Linked DNA regions of Homo sapiens: region 2 is linked to region 1. A link is a loop called in an ENCODE intact Hi-C map of the cell type or tissue named here. Cell type or tissue: endothelial cell of umbilical vein. All regions are shown on one strand. Each heading gives the region's core, and the rest is flanking DNA. Links, peaks and the distances in the headings are about the cores only.

Region 1 (11,653 bases), core at 1,504-9,503:
AAAACTACATTTAAACATTTATATTTACTTATATTGTTACCTTTACTGGTGGTGCTCTTTATTTCTTCATATGAATTTTAGTTACTGTCTGGTGTCCTTTCATTTCAGCCTGAAGGAGTCCCTGTAGTATTTCTTATAGGAAAGGTCTGATAGTAACAAATTCTGTTTTTCTTTATCTGGGAATGTCTTAATTTCACCTCCATCTTTCAAGGATAGTTGTTTATTCTTGTTTGACAGTCTGTCTTTCAACAATTTAAACATATCATCTCAGTGCCTTCTGGGATCCAGGGTTTCCAATGAGAAATCAGCTGTTGATTTTATTGAAAGTCCCTTGTAAATGATGAGTCACTTCTCTCTTGCTACTTTCCAGATTCTCTTTATCTTTGGCTTTTGATAGTATGATAATGATCTGTCAACCCTAGATTATGATCTGGGGTTTTTTTTAGGTATTTATCTTATGTGGAGTTCACTGAGCTTTGGGGATATGTAGATTAATATTTTTCCTCAAATTTGGGAGGTTTGGGGCCATTATTTCTTAAAATATTTTTTCTTCTCTTCTCTAACTCTCTCCTGAACTGAGACTCCCATTATGTATATGTTGGCACTTTTGATGATGTCCCATAAGTCTCTGAGTTTTTTCATTTTTCACCATTCTTTTTGCTTTCTGCTTCTCAGACTGAATCTCAATTGACTTATCTTCAAGTTTGCTCATTCTGCCTTCTGCTTACTCAACTTTGCTTCTGAAGTGAATTTTTTATTTCAATTATTAAAAATTTCAACTCAATAATTTCTATTTGCCCCTTTTATCATTTCTATCTTTCTTTAATATTCTCTACTTGGTGAGATATTGTTCTCATATATTCCTTTAGTTCCTGAAATATATTTAAAATAGCTAATTTTTAGTCTTTTTTCAGAAAGTCCAAACTTCTTTGGGAACAGTTTCTGTGGTCTGCTTTTTTTCCCTGATACTTTGTTATTTGTTTATCTCATAATTTTCTGTTGAAAACTATATATTTTAACTAATATAATAAGGAAAGCCTGGAATACAAATTCCCCTCCTTCCCTGTGGTTTCTGCTTGTTACTGTTTGCTGGTGGTAGTATTGGTAGTGGTTTAGTGACTTTTTTGAACTAATTCTGTAGTCTGTATATTTTGTAATGTTTTGCCACTGAAATCTCTGCTCAGTTACAATAGTGGTCAGCTAATGATTAGACACAGACTTCCTTAGATGTCTGGAATCAATGAGTTTACCAGTCTTTGCTGAAGAACTCTGCATGTCTAGGCATGCTTTCAACAGGCAATGCTAAAACAGGCCATTTATAACTCTGCCTTAGCCTTCACTTCCTGCTTGTGCAGAACCTGTTGATTAGCCATAAAAGCAAAAAGCCAAAGGTGGGACCTTTGAGGCCTTTCCTGAGTATGGGCTCTAGGCTTGTAAACAACCCCACACGTGCATGTGACCTTTTAGGTTCTGAGGAATATGCTGGAGCCTTCCAAAGACCCCTATGAACATATCATTCCCCAGCATTTTCTTTTAAGCCTTTTGGTTAGCCTACTGTTTGCCACAACTATTATTCAGTGCTTCAGGCAGTTGAAATTTCAACATTTGCTTCTCATCATTTTGAACAAACACCCCTAAGGAAAAGCCTGTTCACATTAGATGACCTCTGAGTCGGGTCAAATAAAGACAGCCCCATAAGTGGGATGTTCCAGAGAACAATCAGACAAGTCAAATAATAAAAGTCTCTAGGAATGGGGATTTGAAGGAACTCCAACCCTATTCTTCCCTCTCATGTGGCTACCAGCCTGCTGGTTTTCATCGTGATTTATGGGCTGTTGATTTTCAAGGCTACTATGGAGTTGGAGAAGGAGGGGATTGTAATAGGACAAGTTAAAGCACCACAAAGCTCTGTATTTTTTACCAAAAATCAGCCATTTTTCTTGAATAAATGCTCCCTGGATTGCTGCAAGACCTTAGCTCTAAGAAGCTCAATGTATCACAAGTAAAATAAATACACAGACTCAAACACCAAGACACATTATAATCAAGTTGTTGAAAACAAATGATAATGGGAAAATCTTTAAAGCAGCCAGAGAAAAGGGATATATTACAGATAGGAAAGCAATAACTTGAAGTACCACTGATTTCTCACAAAAACAATGCAAAAAAAGCTATAACCTAAAATTCTATGTCTAATTCTATATCCAATTTTAAAACTCCTTCAAAAATAAAGACAGATTCAGACAAAAGAAAGCTGAGAGAATGTATTGCCAAACATACTTCAGGTGGAAGATATACACGTAAATAATACAAATGATTCTTTTCTAATTTATTAATTCATAAAAATAATTATTTAAATAAAAATAATTATGATGTATTATATAATACATAAATCTCTGAACTCCTCTCTCTGTGGTTTTTCTTTAATCCAGCATGGCATGATAAACTAATAGACATTTCCAGGTGAGGTCACAGCAGAGAACAGAGACACTAGTTCTACACTGGGGCCAAAAAAACTCAAGAGAAATTCATGGCAAGCAGATGTTCTCTCTATTACCCACATAAACTTTATACTTCTTAGGTCTTTGATCTCCTTACCCTCCTCTTCTCTCATTAGAAATAACTTCCCCCTCCCCTCTCTGCTTTTCTAAGATCTGACTTTCTTTCAGGGTCCAATTCAAATCCTTCCTCCTTTACGCAGCTTTTCTAGGCTTATCCAAGGACAGCTAGCTAGTTAATGGCAGTTGCACAATTAGAACCTGGTCCTTCTCAAACTTCTTCAGGTGGTAGGTGTCATGAAAGTAACAGCATCTTTGCAAAACACTATTAAATACTGCTACACTTAGGTTTTTTTAAAGTTAATGTGTTATGCTTAATTGGATATTTTATTTTATTTTATTCCACGTTTTTGCCTGTGACACAGCCCTCAGGAGATCCTGAGAACATGTGCCCTCAGTCAGATCTTTCTTACACTAGATTCTAGTACAGAAACAAACACCAAAGCTTTAAAAAGTATTGGGAGAAAAGCATACATAATTCTGGGAAAGTGTTTTTCTTAAAATCAAGAAAAGACACTTATTTTTCCAATATTTTAGTGGCAAAACAACTTGGTCTTGCCAGAAGAACATCAGTGTTCTACAGTTCATTTTCTTTCTCTCTCTCTCTTTTTTTTTTTTTTTTTTTGAGACGGAGTCTTGCTCTGTCACCCACGCTGGGGTGCAGTGGCACGATCTTGGTTCACTACAACCTCCGCCTCCTGGGATCAAGCGATTCTCCTGCCTCAGACTCCTGAGTAGCTGGGACTACAGGCGCGTGCCACCACGCCCAGCTAATTTTTGTATTTTTAATAGAGACAGGGTTTCACCATATTGGCCAGGATGGTCTCGATCTCTTGACCTCGTGATCTGCCCGCCTCAACCTCCCAAAGTAATGGGATTACAGGCATGAGCCACCGCGCCTGGCCCTGCAGTTCATTTTAAAGATCATTGTACTGTATGCCATCCTAAAATTCTCCTTCACTTTCCATGACTTAAGGTTCAGGTGAGGTTCAACCCCATCCTGATCTCCAAGGAGATTTGCAGAAAAATAATTTTCTCAGTATTATATGGATCTACAATAAAGTGTACTCTTTGTCATCTGTCATGTCTGTGTCATGTTTCATTTTAGAACAAAGATACCTTAGATTTATAGCCTAGGACATAGCTAATTCCAATATCCTAGGTGTAAACCCTCTTAGTTACTCCATTAGATTCTCTAGTCTCAGACTACTTTCTATACTCTGCCTCTTAACACATGTGTTCAAATTAAACAGAAAAATTCCTGATGTGTTCTTGCCTGGTGGTCCAAATTTTTAAAAATAGAAAAAGAAAAGCCTTATGTGGAGAAAAGAAGCCATTTCCACAGGCATTCTCCTAATATGGCACTAACAAAGGATCCAGGGGCTGAAATATGGCTATATCTAGAGCACCCGTGGATCTCTAGGGGTCTGTAAAGTACTCCCTTACCTCATGGTGCTTGGCACCCAAAGAGGGGCCAAAATGTTTGCTACTCATTCCTGAAGGAAATCCACCGTTGTCACCTGAGGCCTGATGAATCACACATCACACGACTCAGCAATGCACTATGGTTTAAGCTACAACCAACTGCAAAGAAAAGCAACTCCATGTTCTCCATAGAGGAGACAAGGACACAAGGGTCAGACTGATTCTCTGAGGTAAGCTAGGCCCTTTTGGAAGAGCTACTGATTCAGAATTCTGCCAGTATTCAGAAGTTGGAATACAGCTGGTCTCTTAGTCACCGATAAGGGTAGAACAAAAAGAAATGAGTGTAAACTTCACCTAGAGAAATATAAGTTAGACCAAAGGACAAATCTGTGGAAGACTCTCAGCAGGATACAATGCTCATGTGTGTGCCAAGCATTTTTAAATTAGTCAACTGTCCTCACCAGAGGCTGTGGCTAACTAAACATCATATCACCATATCCAGGCTGGGCATGGTGGCTCACGCCTGTAATCCCAGCACTTTGGGAGGCCAAGATGGGCAGACTGCTTGAGGTCAGGAGTTCAAGACAAGCCTGACCAACATGGTGAAACCCTGTCTCTACAAAAAATACAAAAATTAGCCAAGTGCGGTGGTGCACACCTGTAGTCCCAGTTACTTGAGAGGCTGAGGCATGAGAATTGCTTGAACCCAGGAGGCCGAGGTTGCAGTGAGCCGCGATCCTGCCACTGCATTCCAGCTTGGGTGACAGAGTGAGACCCTGTCTCAAAAAAAAAAAAGCATATCACTATATCCAGAAATGGTGATAAATAATATATAAGTAATACCACCATTCAATATATTCTTTAATATATTCTCATACATTCTTAACATATTCTCATATAAGTTGAATTTCAATAATATATTCAAGAATGTATTATTATGCCTTCAAGAATATATTACTGTAACTTCAAGAAAATATTGTTATGACTGGGGAACTAATATAAAAGTCTTGTTCAACCCAAAAATGGTTCCTGGGATATTTCTATACAATGTAAGAATTCAGAAATTTGGTTTTAAATGACTACTGAAATAAACCTTGTGAGGTAAGCAAGCTACATGAAGACAAATAAACCAGTGGGATTTTTTTTAAGTATGTTTATTCAAGTTGGGGAAAAGCCACATAATTCACTATATGTCAAGCCTAAACTTAGATTTTTCATCATCATCTGACAATATGTGGCAAGCACAGTTTTTGCAAAACAGTCAAACTCCCAATCAGTAATAAGGAATCTTTTAACTCAAGGTTGCATATTGTTCTTTGGCTAAAAATAGTAGAAAATCTCAATCCTTTAAATACAGAATAATCTCTCTGATCTCTCTAACTTATTTTACTTCCTGTGATCACATAATACTGAATATCTATTACGTGCCTAGTATGTGGAAAGCTTTTCTCAGCATCAAACCAAAATTTTAAATATCAAGAAAAAACAAAAAACCCTCTTAAAACTTTTTACGCTCTAAGAGGGAAGAGAAATAAAAAATAAACAAATTTTAAAAAGACTTTTTAACTCTTTAGCATGTTTTGAAAATCACATTATACGTTTTAGCATGATGTTATTAACTAATTTGTATGTATTTGTTCCCTGTCATAGTTAGTAGGAATATTTTCTCAAACTTCTGAGAATATTTAAAATCCATATTCAAATGATTTTTTTAGGAGCCTAAGACTTTACAAGAACACATTTTAGAACTGACTCTAGTCACCACAAACAAATTCAGTGATGTGTACACGCGCATGCATGAATACATACAACAGTTATGCTCCAGACACCACTCACTCTCCACAACTCCTCACTCCTCGACCTTCTACCCCCAGCCCCCTGCCCCTGGGGACGCCTGATCTCCAGTCTGGGAAAGGAAAGTGCCTCCTCCACATCCTCTCCCAGGGTCTCTCCCCAGACCTGAGTCGGTGGGGAGAAATGCTGACTCACAGACACAGCCGGTTAGCAGCTCTCACTTCCCCAGCCCTGCTGAGCTGAGCAACCCCAGGGAGCGTGGAGAAATTGTTGGTACACTCTCCAGAAGACTGTGGGAAGAAACACCCCTAAGCCTTGAGCCTGGAGTCTGGCGGGCTGCAGGAGCTACCAGCAGAACCTCAGGCACAAGGGATCCACATGTTCACAGCTGCCACGGGGAAGACAGAAAAGAAAGGAAATGAAAGGTCAAGAGGACAGAGAAAGTGAAGGGAGAAGAAGGGAAAAGAAAGAATTGCATAAGGTGGAGTGGTCAAAAGTGGACTGCCCACCCTTTCCTGAGATTTTCTTCCCTGCCCCTCCCCTAGCTGAAGGCCCCTCTGCAGGATGCCCCGGTCCGGAGGCAGCCAGCCAACCAGGCAGTGTCTCCCTGATTTCAGCTGACTAAAATATGTTGGCCTGAAGCCTATAAACTTGTGTGTTTTTGATTGCTCACCAGATTCTCATCCAAACGCCTTTCACTTTTTCACTCCACAAAGGAGAACATGTCATGGAAGTGACTTGCCTAAGAACATACTTCAAGCTATCTCTTCACCAAGAGAACTCTAAGTTAGACAAAAGGACGAATCTGTGGAAGGCTGTCAGCAGGATACAATGCTCATGTGTGTGCCAAGCATTTTTTAAATTAGCCAACTGTCCTCACCAGAGGCTGTGACTGACAAAAAATCATATCACCATATCCAGGCTGGGCGCGGAGGCTCACGCCTGTAATCCCAGCACTTTGGGAGGCCGAGACAGGCAGATTGGTTGACGTCAGGAGTTCAAGACCAGCCTGGCCAACATGGTGAAACCCCATCTCTGTCAACGAGACCCAAGGGTAAGCTACTGCTCTGCCCTGGATAACACCCCACTTATAATAATCTATAATTCTATATACCTTAGGACACTGAGGCCACGTTTCATCATCCCAGAAATTTAAATAGTGTTAACAATAAAAAGAAAACACTCCTTTTAGTTCTCAAAAGCAATTGTATGATTCAAGTTGTAAGTTTCAGAACAGGCAAAACTAATACATGATAGGAAAAAATATGATCAACAGCTTTGGGGGTGAGGGGATGGGGGTTGACTAGGGAGGAACATGAAGGAACTTTCTGGAATGATGGTAATGTATATGTTCTATACCTTAATAGTGGTTTGGGTTACACAGCTGTATTCATTTATCAAACCTCTTTCAGTGGTACCTTTAAGATATGTGCATTTCAGTGTATGTAGATTTGACATCAAAGGGAAAAAACCATGGAAAATATTTATTTAAATCTAGTTAGAGATATGCATGCTGAAGTGTCTAAGGATGAATCTGCAACTTACTTTTAAATATATTCCAAAAATAATATGTGTTGATGAATGGATAGAGGGATAGGTAGATGAATATCTACATGTGATGAAACACTATAGTAAAATGTTAATTATAGAATCTAAATGATAATCCAGCTGGGTTGTTCACTGTCAAATTGTTCCAACTTTTCTGTAAGTTTGAAAATTTTATTATAAAATGTCGGTTTAAAGCATTTGAGAATTATTGATGGGTATGAGATTTTATATTTAGGTATTATGAAGACAGGTGTTACATCTGACTTTCATATCTATATGATATATACATATTAGTAATGGCAAAAACTGTGATTACTTTTGCACCAGCCTAATAGAATACAACCTACTTGTATATATGCCACAGATACACACACACTCATATATTCCAGTTTTATAGTAAAAAATTCCAGTTTTATATTAAAATAATAGAGTAATTTAAAAGGCATCATATGAATTAACAAACTGAGCATCAAGTAGATTTTATTTTATCACATAGACAGACTTCTGTCAATATGAGACATTTTATCTGTTAATTCAGTTTTACACATAAAAACCATGCACAGAAATACATACACTGATCACCAAGCTTATGGACAGGTATTGTAAAGACCTGCTATTAATATATCATGTTAGAAGCAGGGCAGTAAAAACAGTTCCCTTACATCTCCCCTGTGTCTATCCCTATATGACATTTCTGCATTACTAACGCCTCTAGATTAGATTACAAGAAGCAGCAATTTAGAAAACCAACTTAAAGCAGATAGATGAATAGGTAGATGAGAGAGACAGAGATTAAATTCTTATTGGATATTAATAACTTGGCCTTTATTTATGACTGGCCTCCCTCCTAAGGATTTGAGGTACTTCCAATAAAAATATGTGCAATAATTGATAAAATATAATAAGAAGAGAGCATCAGGACTAGGGAAAATATAAGTAAGAGTGGTAATTTTAGACCAAGAAAAAGAAAAACACAAATTATATGCAACAAGGGAGCCTAGGATAACAGCTACATTTGAACATAATATTTGTCTCTGAATCACAGAGAAAAGAAACTATCAATTATGCTGAACTTTCTAATTTAATATTTAATTCAATGTTTTAAAGCAATTTTGTCCTTGAAACTTTTGGAGAATATTCAGCGATATCACTGACAGCCCTCTCAACACCATTCCTACAGAAATAAGATTTAGTAAAAGGTATTCTATATCTGTTTCTCAACAAATTGTTGAATAAAAAATCTAGAGCACAATAATGGTTATCCCAAAGGCAAGAACTTCTAGTAAAGGAAATTCCGGGTAATACAAATATAGATAACCTCCAAGGGTGGTCAGAGTAGATAGAAGTAAATAAAATAAAAGTAAATAAAATAAGATTTTATCTCATAGTCTATGCCCGATAAATGAGAAAAATATGACAACAATTTTTTCTTTCAAAGTTCTATAATGTAATAGATGCTCTTTCTCTGAACACCATTCCCAATCCCCCCATCACCTGCTTCTCTCCCCTACCCTGGCCAATCTTGGGAAAGAGGGTACCCTAGCCACCTTGTTTGTTCTACTTGTGGACATGTGGTTACAGGATCAGGGATGCTCAGAAGGCTGGCTCTGCAAAGAGAGAGCTGAACAAATTTGAAACACGGAGAAGCAGAAACTAAAGGTGGAGACAGACATCCTTCTGACCTTCGGGTCCTCTTCCTGGTCTCCTTGAGGCCTAGGGACTTTCTTCCAGAGAGTTCTGTGAGATAACACCATTGTGGCCTTTTAATAAACCTCCTGTTTTACTAAAATGCAACCAATGAATATTTAATTTCAGGAGCAGCTTAGACACATATTCCAAGAATGGAAATTTCTGTCAGTTTGGCTTGATTCAAGCATAGAACTTGTAGTGTCTAGCGGAAAGGATGTATTCTAAACCATCTTCCATAAATATCACGTTTCTCAGCCAACCTTTGATGAAAGTGATGAAGAGCAGACAATTCAAGATGGTTTGCTCTTGCAGGGCCTGGAATGCTGGTGCTCTGAGCTGATCCATATGCTTCAAAAATCTCACAAGCAGATGGTGAGGTATTGATCTTTTTTGAAAACTAGGTAGACTGCTCTGGACTCATCCAGATGGACTCAGACCCATGAATTTAATCAAAGTCAGCAACCTAGGGAAGAACAGGGCTGACTGGGTAGAATGGGCATTAAACTGTTTTGGTAGCAAAAGGTCATCCTTAAGCTTTATCAAATGTAAGCTTCTTCATCAAAAGTGTGGAGGTTTATTATGTCAGAGTCTAAAATGGGGCCAACTGTTCAAGAACTATGGAATTGGGAAAACCAAATCTTCCAGATGTCAAGTGTCCATCAAGAGATTCCAAAGGCAATTTTCATATCATTCATTGTTATTTTTATTATTAAAATGCTTATGGCAAAAAAATTCAGAAAATATGGCAAAATAGTTTTTAATAGAAGGTAATTAAGGCCAGGCATGGTGGCTCATGCCTGTAATCCCACCACTTTGGGAGACCAAGGTGGGAGGATCACTTGAGGCCAGGGGTTCAACGCCAGCCTGGGCAACAAAGTGAGACCCCGTTTCTACAAAAAATGCACAGATTAGTCGGGCATGGTAGTGCAAACCTGTAGTCCCAGCTACTTGGGAGGCTGAGTTGGGAGGATTACTTAAGCCCAGGAGTTTGAGGCTGCTGTGAGCTATGATCCCACCACTGTACTCCAGCTTGAGTGCCAGAGCGAGACACTGTCTCTAAAAGAAAAAGAAGAGGGTAATTAATAACCCAATCTTCTAGGATAATTACTGTCATTTTTTTGCCATATTTCCATCCAGTAAAAAGTGTTTCATTTATTTATAAAGCTATTTTGTAAACTTAACAAAATATTATAAATATGTCAATGTCAATACATTTTACAGGATCATTTTAATAACCATGTAATATTCCAGTAGATGGCCATGCCATCATACTTTATTTAAACAGTCCCCTGCCACTGGGTGTTTAAATGATTTCTGGGGTTTGGCTACTATAAAAGATACTGAAATGAACACTTTTATACATAAATCTATATTTACTTGTCCAATCATCTCCTTAGGATAAATTCCCAAAGCTCTTCAAAATTTGATGTTCCACTCATTAGAAGGAGTTTTTCATTGGTAAGAAGTGTATAATAAGATAGAATCAGATACATTTTTGAGTGATTCTTCCATACTCTTTTCTGCAGCATGACTTCTTAAACTTAGCATTCTAAACTTAGTTTTCCAGGGTTTTTGGGTTTCTTGTGGGCACCAGGCATCCTCTTCAAATCAGAAGCCTAATGACCACACCCATATTTACTCAAATAAGATGCCCTTAGCCAACTAGAAGCGACGAGTAAACTGAAAAGCCCTTCCTTTCTCTGCAGTCTGCTTAATGCCCTACTTTCAAATGTATAATTTTGTGTGTGAATGAGCCCAAGAACCCCTGGGTCAAAAGTACAAGTGAGAAGAAATGGCTGCTTTTGGAGCACCAGGGATGGTGTTAGATTCACTCAATATAGTCTACGACATTGGTCCATACAATGGAGATGCTAGTAAAGATAGCCCCAAATATTTATCCTATCATCTGACATTTAGCAGTGTTAAATTATGTTTATACATTAATTAGGCAAGTAATTATACAACTACCCCAAGGGGACTGACCCATGGGGAAATAATTCTTGCAGTCATCATCAGATAAAACCTTAGCACGCAGAGAATTATCATAGCCACTGCATTCTCAAAATACATGCAGATGATGAGATTATCAAATGGCAGCTATATATGCAACAGACACCTTAGGGGGAAGGATGGAAACATATGACATCTGTTGATTTGGCCTCCAACTAAGGAACAGAATCTGGAGAAAACTGGTTCTTGTTGTATAAGCCCTGATGCACAGAGATGATCCTCCCCTTTCTGACTGAGAAAAAAAAAAAGTGTCAAATTACCCTGACTTCTTCCAAATTCCCTGTTGTGATTTGAATTGTGTCTCCCAAAAATCCATATGTCAAAGTCCTAACCTCCAGTCAGAATGTGACCTTATTTGGAAATAGGGCCATTGCAGAAGCAATTAGTTAAGTTAGGATGATGTCATATTGGAGTAGAGAGGGCCAGTATGACCCAGTGTGACTGGTGTCCTTATAAAAAATGGAGAATTTGGACACAGAGACATACACATATAGAAGTAAGATGATGTGAAGAAACACAGAAAGAAGATAACCACCAGAAACGAAGAGAGGCACAGAACACATTTCTCCCTCACAGTCCTCAGAAGGAAGCAATCCTGCCAATGCTCTGATTTAGACTTCTGGCCTCCA
Region 2 (11,653 bases), core at 2,123-10,122, 64 kb after region 1:
AGAGATCTGCTGCACAACAATATGAATATACTTAACACTAGTGAAATATACATTGTAAATGGTTAAAATGGGCAGGCACAGTGGCTCATGCCTGTAATCCCAGCAGTTTTGGAGGCCAAGGCAGGAGGATCGCTTGAGACCAGGAGTTCAAGATCAGCCTTGGCAACATGGAGAGACCCCATTTGTACAAAAAATTAAAAAATTCGCCAGGCCTGGGGGCATGTGCCTGCAGTCCCAGCTACTCAGGAGGCTGTGGTGGAAGGAGGATCACTTGACCCCAGGAGGTCAAGGCTGCAGTGAGCCATGTTCGTACCACTACACTCTAGCCTGGGCAACAGAGTGAGACCCTGTTTCAATTTAAAAAAAAAAAAGAAAAGTTAAGATAGTAAATTTAATATTGTGGAATTTTTTACCACAATTTAAAAAACGCTTCAATCTAAAAAAAAAAAGGAATGTATTGTCAACATCTTTTAGGTTATGTCTAAATAATGAACTAAATTTAAAAAACAGAGTTCAATTCTTTGAAAAATATTTTACTAACATATTGTTTGACAAAAATAATAAATGCACTGAGATGTTTTTGTTAACATGATTATATTATACTTAAATTCTTGTGGTAAGTATAATACTATATTTATGTCATGGCAATATAATTTTGGGATTATTAAGCCTAGAAGTCCAGAAAAACTCATCCACTGTGTTAAACTAAATGATCTCTCCAACATTCCATCTGAGTCCAAAATCCCATAATCCTTATCCATTTATTAATAAGAACTAAATGGAACACTTCTTCCATTTTTTAGAGACACACATACACTTCTATATCTCAAAAGCTTAAAGGAGCAGTTTACATGAACACATAGAAGGTATAGTGTTGAGGAAAAACGTTTGAAGTCTTAAAAAAAAATTACAAGGGCACTTCATATTTCATAGGCCTCACCCTTACTCACTGAAATATTCTTTGAGGGAGATCTTATGTATGTTTTAGCTGGTTGAATTTTTTAACCTCCTTCCCATCCCTGCTCCAATCACTACTTACCACCAAATAACAATTAGATATCAAGAAAACTAAGCCTGTGACAAGGTGAACACTGGCTCTGCCTCTGCTGAAACAGTCAAAGGCATGAACTAGCCTGGCTCTTCTCCATATCTTTTCTGGCTGAGGTCCAGTTGGCTTGGTGTAGACTCAAAGGACCAGCAAAGAGCTTCCACAGGTCATCTGGTTGATTCTCCAGTAACTTAGGCAAGCCTCCACCTATCTAAACCATCCCTTCCACACCAGTCCCTGTCTTATTTCCAAAGATCTCCAGAAAAAGAGATGCCATGGTAATGCATTCTAATGTTTAACAAACCTCACCACTGGGAAATCCTTTATTTCCAAGCTAGCTCCCCGCTGCAGAAGTTAAAGATAATTTCCTTTTGTTCTCTTCTCAGCGGCAGGAGAACAGCTGGTCGCCAGTCTCCATATAATAACCTTTCATATACTTGAAAACTTTTATTAAGCCACCCACTAGTTTCTCTTTTCCAAGCTGAATAATCCTAGCTCCTTTAACCTTTCTTCATAAGTCTTATTTTTCCAACCTTTTAATCAGTTTTGTTCTCCCCACTGTATTCTCTTCTTGCTCTAATTTATGTAAAAGCCCTAGACTACTGGAAGTGAAATCTGAGCTGTTAAGGCACTGAAGTGGACTGGAGAGGTAGTTCGAGGCCTGTGAAGCAGGAGCTAGAGATGGCAAGCTGGGATGACACAGAAAAAACTGGAGAAAGAATTCACATAGTCAAGATAGTCTTAGGAGTGGTCTTAACAGCCATTCTGAATTTCCCCTGATTTCTTGCAGAGTCATCATATTTCCGAAGCTGTCATTGGATAACATTACATCCAGCTTTAAATTCTGTGAATGTCAGTCTTGACCAACATTTGGAGAACATGTTTTCCAAGGCACCCTTCAGTACAACTTTAGACTGCAATAAAATAGGTCATACTGGCTGACTCAGAAGAATGCAAATCTCCAGTAACTCATCAGCTAATAAATGCGGAACACAAATATTAAACAAACACCAAGACACATGATTTGACTCTATCCCAGTCTTTCATCAAGAGATAGGGCATAATAATGTCTGAGACAAACATTCCTTGTTCTGAGATGGTCTGACACGCACTGCAGTTTTGATCTAAATCCCAGGTGGCAGAAAGTCCTGAAAATGTCAAGGTGTTTAAGAGCACCCTGAGTTCCTGCGCCCCAAAGGAAGCGTGCCATTTGTAACTCACCAAGAGTTTTCTTTACGAGTGTTTTTTTTTCTATTTTTATTAAATAAGAATCCATGAATAAATGTATTCAGATGCATAAAGTTAAACTTTTTACTCTTGATTATGACAGGAGAGTACAGAGAAAGAAAAAAGGAAGGAAAGATAGAAGAAAAGACAGAAGGAAAGAAGAAAGGAAGGTGGGAAGGAAGGAGGGAGGGAGATGGGAGGAAAACAAGGAAATAAAGAGGAAGAAAGAAAGTTGGGTTTTGCAAAATTAAAAATGAAACCTTTCCTACTTTGTGGCCTCAATAAGGTTAAACATCTTGGCAAAATTCTACTTCTATTACGCCCATTTTAACAAAGACAAAGTGGAGTGTTTTAAAGTTCTCATTTCTCAAATACAGTATTTCTACCCCAGTCATTTTTTTAGGGCATAATTTTTCCCCAAACAGAGTTTAGTTTGTATTTCTCAACTGTAAATCAAATTATATTCTTCAGGACCAAAGCAGGCTGCCTTAACAGTTGTATGCATGTCCCTGCATACATCTGTGAGTTGTGTGTGTATTTAAAATGTGTCTTTAATTAACCATCCCATTGTGTTCAACGAGTTGGTCTTAGCCACTGATTGAAAGGCACTGAGTTGCTTATCAAAAACAAATTGTTGCCATCTGTATAATAAATGACGAATGGTATTAACACCATAATGAAATTCAGAAATCAAGATTGATAAGGAGAGGGATATTTTTGATACCCAAAGTTTGCTTTTTTCCCCCCTTCCAACCTCCAGGTACTGAAAGAAAGTCGGACAGCAAATTGCACAGATGGGCTCTTACCTCCTGCTGCAGAGCAGGAGGTAGTGAAGGTCTTGACAGGGACATTTACATTGCAATGTAGAATCCAGGGGTGCCAGATGTAGAGTGGGCTCCTTTTATGTGTCTTCTGGCCTGACTCCTCTGACTCCCACCACTGTAAACTGAAGTGGATAGCACAGGACCTGGCACATAGTCGACATAGCCATGTTCAAATAAGCATTTGCTGAGTAAATGAAGACAAAAAGTCAGTTTCTGAATCTCATGTTATATTGGCACCAATATTTTTCTGTAGATGGAAAAATTAAGACAGAGGAATAAAAGGCCTATCTGTACAGCACAAACTGAATGCAGTGACAAGGTGATCTTTTTATCCAGTTGTATTGTGATCATCTGATCTAATGAAGATGTCATGGAGTGTTAGGAGCCCACTTTGAACTGCTTGGTTACAGTGCTATTTATTAGAAGTATATAAAGCATGTATTGTCATGACCTAAGTTACCTGCCTAGAGTAATTCAGGATACTAATTGCACAGGGCCAAGAATCTAATGCAAGCATCCTGCATTAGGGTTGTACCTGTTCCCCATTATATCATGATCTCGGTTCCTTTGTGACTAGTTATGGCTGTATTCCATTGTCATAAACTGAACCCCCACAGTGGAGTGCTATATTAAAATGGTATTGGCCATATATCAAAACATTGCCTATTTGTGAACTTTCTTTCCTTAAAAAAAAAGCATAGCAATAACTGAAGTGTATCTTCAGAGTCACAAAATCTAAAGATCAAGAAACTTACAACTAAAATGTAACACATGATTTGTCTTCATGGATTTAATGAATGGCTTATTACTAATGGTGGTAAATCAACAATGACTCTTTCCCTAGGACCAGGGGCCCTACCCACTGATCTTGGGCACTTTTCTCCTCCCTCCCTAACAAGGATTTTTAGACGCTCAATCAAAACAGACTCTAGTTCCTGGAATACAAATCACAACGTTCGATAATATGTTACCATTCCCAAAGGACTTTATATTTTAATAAGAGAGGAAATCTAAGTCAGCTAGTTTCTAAATTTAAGAAAAGGAATAAATTATTAATCTATGAGTTCATCATGACAAATAAAAATAGAAATACCGTATAGTGGAACTTATAACTTCCCAGGATTCTTTACAAAGTCTCATTAGAAAAGTCAAAGATGATCAAGGCACCAGAGAATCTGGATGACCTTTTTCCCCATACTCTGAAAGGAATGTCCTGGACTCAAATTGAGATAAAAACTGGTACAATAATGATGAAAAATGTGCCTTAAGTTTTGACTAGTTCAGAGTGGGAAAAGGTCAGAGAAGGGCCTCTCATACACATTTTACAGGAATGTAAAACAGGATGACCTTTCTGTAGGGAAACTGGCAATATCAAAAGCCACACGTACGTCCCAGTGGACTCAGGACTTCATCCTAGGGAAATAATCAAAGATGCACCCAAAGATTTGGATACAAGATATTATGCAACCCTTTTTAAAACAAAATAAAATAACTTCAACCAACCACAATGTCCAGCAATAGGTGATTGATTAAATAAAAACAGACATCCGGTCGGGTGCGGTGGCTCATGTCTGTAATCCCAACACTTTGGGAGGCTGAAGCAGGTGGTTCATGAGGTCAGGAGTTCAAGACAAGCCTGGCCAATGTGGTGAAACCCCATCTCTACTAAAAAATACAAAAAAATTAGCCGGGCATGGTGGCATGCACCTGTAATCCCAGCTGCTCAGGAGGCTGAGGCAGGAGAATCGCTTGAACCCATGAGGCAGAGGTTGCAGCGAGCCAAGATCACACCACTGCACTCCAGCCTGGGCAATAGAGCTAGACTCCATCAAGAAAAAAAAAAAAAAAAACAGACATCCATAGTGGGAATCACTGTGGAGCCATTACTGTGAACTAGCTAGGGCAGTAGATATTAACTAGAAAATACCTCCTCACTCCCAGTAATGCAGCATGAAAGATCACAGAGTGCAGAGTAGTGTGAATGGAATGGCCTGATTTAAGTAAAAAACTCTCACATATGGCCATACATACATATTTAAATACTTACATCTATTACATTTATGAACTTACACCTATTACACGTATATACTTACATCTATTACATGTATATACTTACATCTATTACGGACCTTAAGAATATACCTCAAACTATAAATGGACTTCCCTACAGGGAATGTGACTGAGAAAGAGAGAGTGGGTTGGCAGAATGCAGGGAGAGAGAAAGTTTAATTTTCTGCTTCATAAAATAAAACTACATATATATAATTATAATTATATATAAGTATATGTAATTCAAAAACAAAAATTAAAAGCCTTTAAAAACCATCTTTTGGAATAAAGACATGGGAAGCAACTCACAATGTTTCCCCAAGTGAAAAAAACAGAAACAGCCGGGCGCGGTGGCTCACGCCTGTAATCTGAGCACTTTGGGAGGCTGAAGCAGACAAATCACTTGAGGTCAGGAGTTTCAGACCAGCCTAGCCAATATGGTGAAACCCCATCTCTACTAAAAATACAAAAATTAGCCAGCCATGGTGCCACGCTCCTGTAATCCCAGCTACTCAGGAGGCTGAGGCAGGAGAATCGTTTGAACTTGGGAAGCAGAGGTTGCAGTGAGCCGAGATCACATCATTGCACTCCAGCCTGGGCATTGCAGTGAGACTCCCTCTAAAAAAAAACAAAAAGAAAACAAACAAAAAACAAACAAACAAATGATAGAAAAACTATGATTCCAACTTTGTAAAAATAAATCATACATGGCATAGAATATAAGAGAAATACAGAGAACCAAAAGGAATGGAAACATCAAAATATTGCTAGTTAGTTCTGAGTGGTGAGATTAAGATCGATTTTTTTTGAGTTTTATAAACTTTCTCAGTGAACATGGATTACCAGTATAACGGATAAAAACATTAAATATTATTAAGACACAAATTTTTAAAAACTGTAGGTTCAATAAGTTGATGGCATTTGCTTTTCTAATACTGTTAGGACTTCAACCTTCTGACATTGACATTTGCTTTTAAATACTAAGCAGGGTTACTCTGAAGCTTAAGATGTCAAATTTTTACAGATGAGTTTGCAATTTAGCTCACTATGTTGTGCATGTTCTAATAAAGACCTAAACTGTTCAATGATGGTAGAGACCTTATGTAGCAGGCCAACAAAACTGAAGTCCAAAGAGTTAAAGTGATTTTCCAAAAGCACAAATCTTTTCATTTAATGGAAGAGCTGAGAGGAGAATGATTCTAACTCCCAGTCCAGTGTTTTTCCATGACATGATGCAGCTATGTTTCGGATGAGAATCACTGAAACCACAACAAAAATAGCACTTTAAGAAATGTACAGCATAATGGTCAATGGATAAAATTTGTATGTAGCTTCACAGAGAACTGTTAAGTCCAGCAAAATACCAGGTTCCACTATCAAAATGCCACTGGCTTTTCTGAGAATTATATCTAGAGAAATGATTAGATTTGACCTAAAAGGATACTTAAGGGAACTTAATTTTTATTCTAATAGTAACACAATTCAAAGCTGAAATGAACACATCTGGTTTCATTTTCTTTACTGATTAGGATAACTAGAGATTCTGAGACATCATGCATGACTCTGTCCTTTATTTGATATGCAAATAAATTCCTGGCTTGAGTGTAAATCTTCTACTTTCAGTGGTGCCCCTCATAACTAATTATTTTTTATATCCCTTCCTGGGTCCAAAAAAAAAAAAAAAAAAAAGCTTGAGGTATAGTTATTCAATAAGAAAGGCATCCTTCCCACAAAATGCCTACAGGCACAATTCTCCAAAAAAGGAGAAAAAAAGTAGGCCTTAATTAATTAGAATCCAGATCACTGGGATAATTGCCAGTTCTGCTTTGTTTCCACCCTTCCCCAAAGGTTGTGACCCAAATCCAAGGATAAAAGGCCAAATGGAGGGAAGGAGGGGACCACATGGCAGAGGGGTCAATTTCTATTGTAACTATGAAGCAGACCCATTTATTAAGAGCCACGTAATGTGTTAAATGATATTCAAAGATTACCAGAATCAGGTTGTTCTCAATGGGACCAGACCCCAGAAACTATTCTCACACTGCCTGACTCACATTAAACATCCCCTACACACATACACACCCTCCAAAACAAACAAAAACATCCATAACCTTCATCCCTCTCATTAATCAATCGAGTTTGATATAACAGGATATTGGGCACTTTCACCTTTGCTAATGAAAACTTTGCTTTGTACCACAAAGCCAAACATGTTTTCTTTTTTTTTTTTTGAGACGGAGTCACTCTGTCACCCAGGCTGGAGTGCAATGGCGCAATCTCGGTTCACTGCAACCTTTGCCTCCCGGGTTCAAATGATTCTCCTGCCTCAGCCTCCTGAGTAGCTGGGATTACAGGAGTGAGCCACCACGTGTGGCTAATTTTTGTATTTTTAGTAGAGATGGGGTTTCACCATGTTGGCCAGACTGGTCTTGAACTCCAGACCTCAGGTGATCTGCCCTCCTCACCCTTCCAAAGTGCTGGGATTACAGGTGTGAGCCACCGAGCCCAGCCAAACATGTCATTCTTGATCTCAGCGATGAACTACAATTGCTTGGGACATGTCGCAAGCAATCCTCATACTTACAGGGGCTTAATGCCTATCTTTTCTTCACAGGACATCCCGTCCTAGTTGCGAACTATGCACATAATTGACTGACAGATTCAGAGAACAAGAGTGTGGCTATGCATTCATTCATGTCAGGCAACATGACGTTTTAAGAAATGGGGACCTGGAAGCCCCTCTCCCTCAGTTTTATTTCATCAGACCTAGATATAAATGATAGTTCCATCTGAACTAGAGAAAGACACCAAGAAGAAAACTTGGTAATGGGGTACAAATATATCCCTTTCCACAGTCAAGTATCATAGTCTCACTTCACAATATTCCTAAATTTGAGGCGGAGGAAGTATAATCCAGAATATACAGTACCTTAATTTATTTAAGCAAGCAGAGATTAAATCAATGGGGAAGAAGTGATCCACAAATCACAATTAACTGCTGTTTAACTTTTAAAGTAAATAAACAAACTTGCCAGCTCATATAGCCAGATTTTTATTTATTTATTTATTTATTTTAGAGAGACAGGGTCTCACTCTGTCATCCAGGCTGGAGTACAGTGGCACAATCATAGCTCATTGCAGCCTCCAACTCTTGGGCTCTAGTGATCCTCCCATCTCAGCCTCCTGAGTAGCTGGGCCTACAGGTGTGCACCACCACGCCCAGCTCTTTTTTGTTGTTTTGTTTTGTTTTGTTTTGTTTTGTTTTGTTTTGTTTTGTTTTTGAGATGGAGTCTTACTCTGTCGCCCAGGCTGGAGTGCAGTGAGGCAATCTCGGCTCACTGCAAGCTCCGCCTCCTGGGTTCACGCCATTCTCCTGCCTCAGCCTCCCCAGCAGCTAGAATTATGGGCGCCCACCACCACACCCGGCTAATTTTTTGTATTTTTAGTAGAGACTGGGTTTCACCATGTTAGCCAAGATGCTCTTGATCTCCTGACCTTGTGATCCGCCCGCCTCAACCTCCCAAAGTGCTGGAGTTACAGGCGTGAGCCACCACACCCAACCTCATTTTTTTTTAAGTTTTTGTAGAGATAGGGTCTAACTATGTTGCCCAGGCTGGTCTTGAACTCCTGACCTCGGGCCAACCTCCAACCTCGGAATTGGTGCTAGGATTACAGACATGAGCCACTGTGCCCGGCCAGATTTTTAAAAATATGTTCTGCAACCTACTTGTATGAGATAAGGGCAGATGAACAGCATTCAGAATAACAGCAGAATTATAATCAAATAGGCGACTGCCAGGTTATGCCACTAAATTTGTATTAAGCCCAATCCCTATACTTTCTACATGCCTGATGCTCCAGAGTAACAATTGTCATTCATAACCCATTGAAGTTCACAGCAGTAATTGTGGTATCCTAAAATGCCTATTAAAAAAGTCAACTAGATTAAATTATATTTAGTATAGTTATACCAATCAATATATCTCATATTTTTTATCATATGTTAACTAATTATAAACTGGCAAGTCACACGTAACGCATCTAATTAGTCAAAAATAGTTCAATACTGACCGTTTAAAACCACACCTGTCTTAGTACAAATATGACAAGTAAAACAGAGATACAGAGCCACACTGACAACCAGGAAGCTATCAGTGCTGCACTGTCTCATCATCCGATATTACATACCGAAATATTTAAGTATTTCCAAATTTTTCCATCAATCCAGATAGCACATCCCTAAATAAACATCAACAATGTCCTAAGTGCAGAAATCAAGCTGGTTTTTCTTATCCTGGATTCCAGAATGTTCTGACCACTGCCCTACCACCACCACCCTCTCCCACACACAGACATTTTCACCCTTTGAGACACTGCAGTGTGAGGAAGAGAATGGAGAAAGAAAGGGAAGTCTCATGACTTCTGAAGTTGAAAGAGGAATTATGTTCTGAAAAGGAGAAAGAAGATGACAGTTTTGCTTAATTCAAATATTGAGTAAATATTGTTGCTTAATCATTTTTTAAAAGAAACATTAGTGGCTATTTTTTTGGCACAACTGTTTTTAAATTTAATTTATAAGGATGACACCATGATGTAATTGAAACTTGTATCACACACAAAAATCACTTTGCCCCTCACGCATAACAACATCCTGCTCCCCCAAACCCAAATCATACCTTTCATAATACGGCCTTAACCTGTGTCCTTAAATACAAAGCAACCTAAATGCTAAAGTGAAGAGCCTAACACAGCTAAACTGGGAAAAACATGAGGTGGAAATGTATCTCCCTTGGAAAAGTAAGTAAAATGTATGTTAAGGAAATGGGTAATTCAGGGAACCCAAATATTCAAACAAATTCCCAGATGTTTGTGCTGCTGTCTGAACGTTTTAAAGAGGAAACAGCTTTTCATTACTTCATGAATCCTCCCTCATTGTGAAGACGATTTCAAAGCCTCCAGCATTTAAAAGGGAAAGTCCGTTCTCAGAGTCGTCGGATTCCCGCTGTGTCTCAGGCACCACAATGTTCCAGAAACTCACGGAAAAAGCTCAGGCCTGTAAACATGTCTGATCTGGATCTCCCACTCCTAAGTCTGTGTTTATATATTGATAATTAAGATGGATTTATGAAGCTCAAATAATATCACATTTCATATTTCTCTAATCAGTATCTCAAAACAATTCAAACAACAGTTATTTTAACATTAACAGCATGGGGAGGACAGCCACGAATCCCCACACCTTCCCCTGGCCATCACATGCTTGCACCGGGAAGTTGTAACTAGCTCTGGCAGTGCCAATGAACAAACGCGGTTAAAAATCAAGCAGAAAACGGCTGAATGTGCACGCTCAGCTACATGATTTTCACTGTCTAAAACTGGGAAAAAAAATCTCAAACAATTTTCACCCAATTTGGCTTGCCTTTCTCGTCTGTAAATTGCAATACTGCCAAGTTACAAGTAAAATATTCTGCCAATTTCTCAGTTTTGTGAGCAAAGAAAAAAAAGAAAGCATACTTTCCCTAATGGAATAAAGTGTGTGTCTCTGTGTTTGTGTGTGTCTGTGTGTGTGTGTGTGTGTGTGTATTTATATTTGATTAATTCAACATCATATGGGACTCCTGTCCAAATTTTTCAAAATACACATACACACACATACTTTGTGTCAGATCATGAAAAGTAAATCTCAAATCCAGATTGAACTCAGAGGGACTAGGAGAAATATTGTTTGTACCTCACTTTCTACTATTGTGCAAGTTAGATAGGATCTACCACTCTTCTAGATCTTTATTCTAACATGACTCATATCACAAATGTGATCGAGTGACTAGTTTTAGCCTCCACAAAAATGAATTTAACTTCTAGAAAAGGTCCCCAAAGCAAATTGACAGCCAAAGACAGTTTCAATTCAGAAGTGCTGGTAGTCATGGTGGTAGAGGTTCTAGGGTAATGTCTCATTGAGATGCGAGGATGAGGCTCTGAACTCAGGAAGGAAACACTCAAAATGTCCTGCAGGCATTATGAACAGCAGCCACTGAATCCACTAATATCCTTCCTCAGACTTCACTGCTTTTTAAAGACAGCAAAATATTGAGATAGATTTTTAATTGTAAATTCTGAAAAACAGCCACACCCAAGACTTTAATACCTCTCTTTCTTCTCAAAGTTAGGAAAGTGGTATGCTCAGTGTCAAATAACTAATGCTCATTAAAAATGGTCAGAATGCCGTTGCAGATGAAAAGTGAAGCTCTGGTGTGTGAAACAAGAACCCAAATGCATTGTCCACAATGTCTACTTCAGTACAGCCATTCTAGAATTTGCCCATGTGCATCAAAAGCCTTAAAAAGTAGCATGCCGTCCAGGCACAATGGCTCACACCTGTAATCCAGCACTTTGGGAGGCTAAGGCGGGCAGATCACTTGAGCCCAGGAGTTTGAGACCAGCCTGGGCAACATGGTGAGACCCCCATCTCTACAAAAAATGCAAAAATAGCAGTGTGTGGTGGCGC

What was found. Hi-C counts contacts between places; a loop is a spot of excess contacts. Peaks named below come from ENCODE experiments on the same cell type or tissue, not always from the same donor. Only the 100,000 strongest peaks of a DNase experiment are listed, where the experiment ranks them.
Region 2: a loop joins it to region 1, with 1.9 times the contacts of the local background. A loop is called at or near these places in 2 of 110 quality-filtered maps.

What each region holds. Positions count from the first base shown.
Region 1 is chr13:50,203,402-50,215,054 of GRCh38, reverse strand. All of the region lies in intron 2 of DLEU1 (deleted in lymphocytic leukemia 1), which reads right to left. Among named protein-coding and RNA genes, the nearest start is that of DLEU2, 84 kb to the right of the region's middle. In endothelial cell of umbilical vein, for the core only: no CTCF peak of the experiment used is centred there; DNase peaks (open chromatin) are centred at 6,004 and 6,384.
Region 2 is chr13:50,139,702-50,151,354 of GRCh38, reverse strand. All of the region lies in intron 2 of DLEU1 (deleted in lymphocytic leukemia 1), which reads right to left. Among named protein-coding and RNA genes, the nearest start is that of DLEU2, 20 kb to the right of the region's middle. RefSeq lists an enhancer at 9,798-10,471. In endothelial cell of umbilical vein, for the core only: no CTCF peak of the experiment used is centred there; no DNase peak of the experiment used is centred there.